2 separate regions of the Mus musculus genome follow, and region 1 is linked to region 2. A link is a loop called in an ENCODE intact Hi-C map of the cell type or tissue named here. Cell type or tissue: left cerebral cortex. All regions are shown on one strand. Links, peaks and the distances in the headings refer to the core of each region. The heading gives the core; the rest is flanking DNA. Region 1 overlaps Man1a2 (mannosidase, alpha, class 1A, member 2). Region 2 overlaps Gm40108 (a long non-coding RNA gene).

Evidence for each region. A loop is a pair of places that touch in the nucleus more often than their neighbours do. Peaks named below come from ENCODE experiments on the same cell type or tissue, not always from the same donor. Only the 100,000 strongest peaks of a DNase experiment are listed, where the experiment ranks them.
Region 1: it touches region 2 in a loop (2.6-fold over the local background); 2 of 42 quality-filtered maps call a loop at or near these places.

What each region holds. Positions count from the first base shown.
Region 1 is chr3:100,597,436-100,601,829 of GRCm38, reverse strand. The region is part of intron 8 of Man1a2 (mannosidase, alpha, class 1A, member 2); the gene reads left to right. Among named protein-coding and RNA genes, the nearest start is that of Gm40106, 58 kb to the right of the region's middle. In left cerebral cortex, for the core only: no CTCF peak of the experiment used is centred there; a DNase peak (open chromatin) is centred at 2,267; H3K27ac peaks cover 1,205 bases.
Region 2 is chr3:100,914,708-100,919,101 of GRCm38, reverse strand. Gm40108 (a long non-coding RNA gene) reads right to left here. Exons shown (of 3, transcript XR_867505.1): 3 at 3,882-4,292. Among named protein-coding and RNA genes, the nearest start is that of Trim45, 5.6 kb to the left of the region's middle. In left cerebral cortex, for the core only: a CTCF peak has its summit at 2,168 (motif pointing left); a DNase peak (open chromatin) is centred at 2,139.

The DNA.
Region 1 (4,394 bases), core at 196-4,195, 320 kb after region 2:
ATTGTTGTTAATGTATTGATCATAGATCACTTATTTATTTCCAAATTGGTTGTGGTTTATTTGTTTGCAATTAGTTTTTTAAATCTATTACACTTATAGGATTCTTTTAATTAATTACATGGAAAACTAAGAATGTGGATATTCTTGTCTTACTCCTGATTTTAGGAAGAAATCGGGTTTTCATTGTTGTGTATAGTGCTAGCTGCATGTTCTGTTTGCTTTTTAGTTATTTGTCTATCAGGTGCCTATTGCTAGGTTAATTAAGGAGTTTATGGTGGTAGGGCTTGCTGTAAATTTGTATCAGGAACGTAGATTTTTACCAAGTGCTTTTCATGCCTACCCATCTCCTTTTTTTGTTAGCATACTGACTTGTATCGATTATATTATTTTGATTAATAAATCTGCCATTCTTACTTGTGTTTACTAATGATATACCATTCCTTTAAAAATGTTGTAGGATTGACTTTATTAGGAAATTGCTCTGTGAATCTCTCTTTCCTTTCTTATTCTGGTACCTTTGTAATGATGACCTCATGGATTGAGTTGTGAAGCATTTTTTCCCAAGGGTTTTGATAAGAGTTTGTGTAGAATTGTATTGGTCCTCTTTTAAGAATGTAATAAAACTTAATAGCATAATCAACCACACAGTCTAGGCTTTTCTTTTGAAAAAATTAACTACAGTTTCAAGTTCTTGGACAGAGAAAGCTTTGGTCAGGTTCTTGATTTTGGATATTTTTCTGACTCTCAGAATTTGTTTATGTCATTCCTTTTAATTTTTTAAAAAATATTTCCTTTCCATTTTTGCTTTGGCTAACTTTGTTGTTGCTATTTAGTTTCTGACTGAGGTTCTTACTGTAGGAACCATCTTTTCTAGTCAGTTGCAGGCTAGTTCTCCCAGAATCCCACTCTAGCAGCATCCCATAAAGTATGACACACTGTGCTTTCACTTTCTCTCGACTTTACAACTGCTATCAAACGAAAAAGTTTGGGCCATTATTTCTTGAGGTATTATTTATTATGCTGCTTTGCCTTTTGAGATTCCATTTGGTTGATTTTTGTGTTTTTATCTTATTTTTATTGCATTGCGTTTTGCAAAAAAATATTTTGCTGTTGGGGATTAGACCCAAGGCCATATGCCTGGTAGACCCTCTATAGAGTACTGAGCTAAACTGCTAAGCCTTTGGGGGGTTTTGTTTTTCTTTGTTTTACTTTATTGAGAAAGGCTCTCACAAGCAGCTTGAACGGGCCTTGAAGCAAACATCCTTTTGTTTTGGCCTTCTTCAGCTAGTGTCATAGGCATTTACCATAGTGTGTGTGTGTGTGTGTGTGTGTGTGTGTGTGTGTCTGTCTGTCTGTCTGTCTGTCTGTGTATTTAAATAACTATTTCTATAAATCTTCCAGGTCAGCTACCCTCCCTGTGCAGTACCTAGTCATCTGTTAGTTTCATCTAGCAGTTTTTTAAAATCTCTGATATTGTGGTTTTCATGTTAAGAAGTTCAGTGTGGATCCTTTATGTTGTCTTTGTCTTCACTTTTTAGACATATGTGACAGTGGTAGTCATTAACCTCATAGCCCTTTCTGTGTCATTAATACCATCCATGTCCATTCCTATCCTCCTCACTTGGTTGTTGTCCTGACTGAGTGTCTGTTAATATTTGACTGCACAGCACATATTATGAATTTTACAGTGTTGCAGGTTAGATATTTTTTGTGTTTCTGGGCATCTTGAGGTCTGTTCAGGGATGTAGTTAAGTTGGCTGGAAACAATTGAACTTCTTTCCTGCCCCGCTTTTGTGATTTGTTAATTGACTCTGGTGCATTGTTCAGACCTGGGCTCATTATTTCTTCTACGAAGGCAAGATAATTCTTGAGTATTTACTGTATACCCTGTGAATTGTATTTCTGCCCTAACTGGTAATAATAGGAACTTTCTTAATAGTCTTCATTTTCACCAGACAGTATTTCCTCCAGTTCTTTTCATGGTTTTTCGTGACCATATTCCTGGTTTCCATTTTCTTACCTCAGAATAGAAAGCATAGGAAAACAGAAAATAGCTCTTTTTGGTAGTCACAAAAATAGAGCCTTTTCAGCTTATTTAATCTTACCAGTTCATTTTGGTCTTCTCAGAGAGGCTCAGTTGGCATTTTGTCCAATGCATGATAGAAATCATCAAAGCTGGAAAGATGCCTCAGATGTTCTTTAAAGGACCTGACTTTAGTTCCCAATGTATACAGCAGGCAAGCTTACCACATCTTGTAACTCAAGCTCCAGGGGATCCACCCCTTTTCTTTCCTTCATAAATTCCTACATACAAATGAAAATAAATCCTTTTTAAAGAAGGCAGTCGTGATTGGGAAACCACACATGCCAGTGAGGCTTGGCTTAGACTTGTACTCAAGCACAGAAGGGTTCCCAGTTCCAGGAATAAGGCTTTAACCCAAAAAGTGGTCTTGCACAGACACTTAGTCTACTGCCGCATAGCAGTATAGTTAATGCTTGCTATCCTGAATACTCAAGGAGAAATCCTTGTAGATCTCTAGTGCTCTTCTCTTCTGCAGATTTCCCCTCAGTACAGAATGGGTGAAGTTCTGAATAAATGTGTGTTGTTGGCACGGGCATGGGCATGTCAAGCAAGCATCCCAATGCCTCAGCCCCATAGAGTGGCAAAGCCTTCCACGTGTAGGTGTTGACAGTGTGTACCAGAAATGTCCTCAGCATCTTTCTCTTTGCTCCCCCCAGATGTTTCCAGCCTCAAGACTGTACCTAGCCTCTCTTCCATATTCAGCTGTATATAAGAACGGTGTATATATACAAACATGTTCAGCTGTATATAACAAACATGCTGAGCTTCTGGAGGTGCTGAGGTTCGTCCATTCTAGTGCTTAGGTTACCTGACCTCAGCTTTTCTGTTCATGTATGTGTGAATGTCTTTTCTGTAGAGTTGGGGACCTGAGCCATTCAAGGAGACTGCACTCCTCTTTCATGTACTCACTTGTCACTTCACTCCCAGCTTCATTTCTTCAGTTCAAGGGACCTACAGGACATGGTCTAGTTTACTGGTCCAGGGTCTCTGCCTGCAGACTTCCTTGAGGGAACAGCTTGTGGCAAGCAGGGCTCACTTTATTTCCATCTTTAAGGAATTAACATCCCCCCCTTGTCTGATGCTGACTGCTTGGAACAAACATTGCTTTATTTTGTCCCATAGTTTTGTTGTTTTAGATTGCAGAGTGAACCCAAATTGGAGTTGCTCTGTTTTGGTCACCCCACCCCCACCCCAGCAGTTCCTAATAGCTTCCTGTCTTCCTATTTATTGTGTATTCTTAAAATACCACTCCATGTTGTCCTTTTATTTTCCTTCACTGATTGAAATCCACACATGTATATAAGTACCATTCAATGGTTGACCTTAGATTTTAACTACTGTCTTCATCCTTTGTATTTTTCTAACATCTAGGATTGTTATAGTCCTCTTCAGAACGTTCTCTTCAGAATGCCATAAAAACAATGTGGCATACTTTTCACTGCTTGTGTCCTAGCCTCACTGTGGACTTGTTTAAAATTCTTAATTTCTTTGTGTACTATTGCTGTTTATATATGTCATTCTATTCTTGTAGATTGATCTATATTCTCATTCTCTCCCTCCCTCCTCCCTCCCTCCTCCCTCACTTCCTATCATGTTCTAAGAGCATGTCCTATAGTACTTTTACAGTTTTACAGTGGGTGCTCACTGTAATGCTTTTGTGTCACAGTGACTAAAGTATCTGAAAATAGGTTAAAGGAGAGAATTCTTTATTGTGGCTCACAGCTTTGGAAGTTTGAGTTAATTATAATGGGGAAATCGTGGAGGGACAGAGCTGTTCTTATCTTGGCAGACAGGAAGCCAAGAAAGGGGAATACAGGCATGGTACACCTACAAACAGAACACAACGCAATGCCTCTGGTTACCTTCTTCCTTCAGTTAGCACTCCACTTTCTATCACGTTCTAGTAACTCTGTTGTAGTCACCATATCTTTCCCTTTCTTCTGCTACACCCCAATGACCAATGCTCAAAATGAATTTGAAAGTACAGATGAAACTGGGAGTGTGGCTCCGTGATAGAAAACACTTGCCTAGTAGAAAGTTTGAACCCTGATTGCATCCCAAGTATATTTAGAAAAATCTCCTTCACTGATTCATTTGGTTTTACCTCTTTTTCTAATTGAGGAAAGGACACCGTCCATTATATTGATCCTTTGACCTGTGTTCCAGATAACATGTTCTTCCAGTTCTTGAATTTTATTTTCCATTTCCTCTAATTTAATATGAAACTTTGAACTTTCTAGTTACATTTTTATAGCAGTAAAGTCCTGGCTTTTTGTACTTTTTCAGTGACCTATACCACCATGACACCAAA
Region 2 (4,394 bases), core at 216-4,215:
CGTGGTGGCGCACGCCTGTAATCCCAGCACTCGGGAGGCAGAGGCAGGCAGATTTCTGAGTTTGAGGCCAGCCTGGTCTACAAAGTGAGTTCCAGGACAGCCTACAGGGCTACACAGAGAAACCCTGTCTCGAAAACAAGAAGAAGAAGAAGAAGAAGAAGAAGAAGAAGAAGAAGAAGAAGAAGAAGAAGAAGAAGAAGAAGAAGAAGAAGAAGAAGAAGAAGAAGAAGAAGAAGAAAAAGTAAACCATTGGCAACCAACCCAGTGCCTGCATAGTAGGCATTTGATAAAGACATGTTAATAGGGAGGCAGAAACTGGTTATCTCAAATAATGAGAAAACTTAACAAGACCATGTTCAACCACGAATTTTGTGGATACACGATATGGGTTGAGACCATATGGCTAAGATGTACTAACTGTATTCCTTTGTCAGAGCTGATTCATTTCTTGCTCCATGATTACGCATCGCTTCTCCTACTGGGGACTCCAGACATCAAATAGTCACAGGGAAGTACAAAAGCCACAGGGGCAGAAGAGCAGAACTTCTGGAAGTGGCCAGGTCCATACAGTAGCTAAAGATTTCAGCCCACTCCTAATGCCCAAGGCAGGAACAGTACTGAGGGCAGGAGAGCCAGGAAGGGAGGATGCTCTATCGGGAGGTCAGGAAGGCTGGCTCTGATGCTGTGTGATCCGTCCAGCAGATAGAAAGGCTCTGGTGGACTTACCCTTTCACCACCGTCATATCTGTCCCCATCAGTCACTATCCCTTTCCGCCTTGATTGCTCCTGACACCTCTAGTCTAAATGTCCAATCCCATCCCAACTTGTGCCTCATCCCCTCCTAACTATGAATCTTTCTCACACTCACACTTCAGTTTCACCTTCTGTCTGTGCTCCTCAGCCGCCCTTTCCTCTTCTTTTTAGCTAAGGTTCTGGAGAAGACCAGTGTGGCTTGAATGGAGTGTCTCCCATAGCTTCATTGTCTGACCACTCAGTCCTAGTTGGTGGTGTTGTGTGGGGAGGATTGTCAACTTTTCGTTGGTAGAGACTCGCTGGAGGAAAAGGCCCTCTGTGGCTGGGTGGGGTGCTTTGAGATTTTTCTAGCTGCCCGAATTCCACTGTGCTCTCTGCTTCTTGACTTGCCCAGATGTGAGCAAGCTGCCTCCTACCCCTGCCAGTGCTGAGAGCCACTAGGCTGCCATACTTAACCCACTGCGATGGACTGGGTCTCAAACTGTGAGACCTGTGAGCAAGCTGCCTCCTACCCCTGCCAGTGCTGAGAGCCACTAGGCTGCCATACCTAACCCACTGCGATGGACTGGGTCTCAAACTGTGAGACCTGTGAGCAAAAGCCTCCTCCCCTGCGCTTGCCACCGTGACGGTGCCAGATCCTCTAGAACAAGTCACAGACCGTTGTGAGCTGCCATGTAGGTGCTGGGAATTGAACTTGGGTCCCCTAGAAGAGCAGCCATTGCTTTTTAACCACTGAGCCATCTCTCCAGCCCCCTGTGTTGGCTTTTATTAGTGTTTTATCAAAGCAACAGAAAGCCAAACTAGAACACTATGCATCTCAATTTTCTTCCTCTTTCTTTTACTATGTAGCCCTGGCTGGCCTGCAACTTGATATGTAGGCTGACCTTGACCTCACAGGTATCTGCCTGCCTCACTGCTGGGATTAAAAGTGTGCATAACCAACTACCAACTGCTTCTCCCCTGATGCTGCCTTCTGCCATTACAATGCCCCTTCACTTAAAAAAAAATTTTTTTTTTTTTAAAAATTATGTGGGTATGTGCACACGAGTACAGATGCCCTACAAGGGCAGGGGCATCAGATCCTATGGAGCTGGAGTTACAAGTGCTTGTAAGCCACCCAGTAGGTGCTGGGAACTGAACTCAGATCCTCTGGACAATGCTGTTCATCAAACCTCTAACCACGTGGGCTCCTGTCTCACTGCTGCATTGCTAACATGGGCCACAGGGTCTGAAACACACCGTATCCTATAACGAATAAGAGGTTGAGACTTGTGGTTCATATCTAGAAAATCATAATATCAGTACAAATCATCGGGGAAATGCATTGCTAGTTCAGATAGCTTATTTTTGTTTCTGAGGTTAGCACGGCCCGATTCCTAACATGCGACTCTTTAGTGCCATCTAGTGGGATTAGCTTGTATGAAAATAGAAGCACCAATAACTTTGTTTAGCTCTTTATAATAAAAAAATTAAAATTGGGCTGAGACAGGGAAGGAAGGGGTTGAACAGGCTCCAGGACTCAGCAAGTTCTAGATAGTTTGGCTTATTTAAAAATTCACTGCTGAGCCAGGCATGGCACTTGCCAATAATCCCAGCCCTTGGGAAGTGGAGGCAGGAATAGCAGGTTCAAGGTCATTAAAGAAAGGAAGGAAAGAGGGAAGCAACGAAGGCAGGAATAGATTATGAGGTGATGTAATTATGAGAGACAACAGGCATTAAATAGTTCCCCGATACTGACTCTTGGTGATAAATGGGCAGCTTCCAACCTTGAGAAGGTGACAGTTAGACAGTTAGAATGATGTCAGTTTTCAAGCTCTCCATAGAGGCGAAGGCTGGACTCAAACTACACAAGGCATCGGCCCCACTGTAACTTACCTACCTGCTCTTGTAGAAAAAGTCTTCATGGTCTTATTTTTGACGTTTCACCCTTTGGATTTGACTTCTGTTGACTGGCAAGTGTCTGTCATGGTCCCCACATAGACTCCGGTTGACGCAGTCAGAAAGTGTCAGTCTCACACTGTGGACGCTTCATTTACACTCGCTCATGTCCTTCTGTGAACTCCCTTTATGTGGTCATCACACAGGAGCTCACTATTCATCTTTCTCGAGAATAAATATTTTTAAAAGGTATCTGGAAGATTATATATTTTCTTTTAACAACATGGATAAATGTGTTTTGATTATATTAGTTGCACATATCTTCCACATTAAAAAATATATAATTGACTAAAATGAATAATATAAGGAAAATAACAAATGCATTTAGAAGTCAGATTTCATATTATGTGTGGTGTCAATGCTTGTCATTAAAATTGAAGCCACAGTTCTGGAGTGCTCAAGCTGATGTGGTAAAGAATTGGTCACAAGGCTGGCGAGATGGCTCAGTGGTTAAGAGTGCCGACTGCTCTTCCAAAGGTCCCGAGTTCAAATCCCAGCAACCACATGGTGGCTCACAACCATCCCTAGTGAAATCTGATGCCCTCTTCTGGAGTGTCTGAAAACAGCTACAATGTACTTACATATAATAAATAAATAAATCTTAAAAAAACAAAAACAAAACAAAAAAAAAGAATTGGTCACAAAGCATACTTTGTGCTCCCAGTAAACACTGCTTTTTAACCTAACAAGCTGTTTTCCCTGTCAGGATTCCTTTAGTACTTGACTTTAGTAAACTCGACACTTTCTGAGGTTAATTTGGAAAATGTTGGGGTTGTTTGTTTGTTTGGTTGGTTTTTTTGTTTGTTTTTTGTTTTGTTTTTGTTTTTGTTTTTGTTTTTCGAGACAGGGTTTCTCTGTGTATCCTTGGCTGTCCTGGAACTCACTTTGTAGACCAGGCTGGCCTCGAACTCAGAAATCCATCTGCCTCTTCCTCCCAAGTGCTGGGATTAAAGACGTGTGCCACCATGCCCGGTGAAAATGTTGTTTTAAATTGGACCTTTGGTGTGGTCCACTTTTGCCCTGGTTAGTTTCATGGCTTGCTCCTTGTCAGGATGGCATGTCAATATGGGCAAAGACTAATTGAGAGACCTCCCATACTCACAGGTTGGCAGAATCGATAGTGTTAAGATGGCTGCCTTACCAAAAGCAATATAGTCAATGTAACACTCATAAAAACTCCAATGACATTCTTCACATAAAGAAAACATTTAATCCTAAAACTTGTGGAAGTACAAGAGATCTAAGCAGCTAAAGCAGTCCTGATTAAAAGGTGCAATTCCGGAGGCTGCACAAGTCTGCTACAGCCAAGTAACGAAAGCAGCATGGTACCACTGCAGACCCATACAGCGTAGATATAAGCCCATGTGGCTGCACCCGTCTGGCTCTTGACAAAGGAACCAAAACATTCATTGGAAAAAAAGGGCAGCGTTCTGCAACAGTGATATTAAGGAAGTTAGAGAGCAACACTAGGTCCTTATCTCTCACCCTGTTCAGAAACCAACTCAAATTGACATAGGGCCTGGATGTAAGACCTGGAACTCTGGAACTTCTTCCGGTTGTAGGTGTTAAGCAATGGCTTTCTGCATCGGGCTCCAGGAGTCCTGGAAGTAAGAGTAAGAACTGATAAAGATGCACTGGACTAAAAGGCTTCTCTACAGCAGAGGACAATGGCGTAAAGAGGCAGCCCACAGAATAAGAGGAAA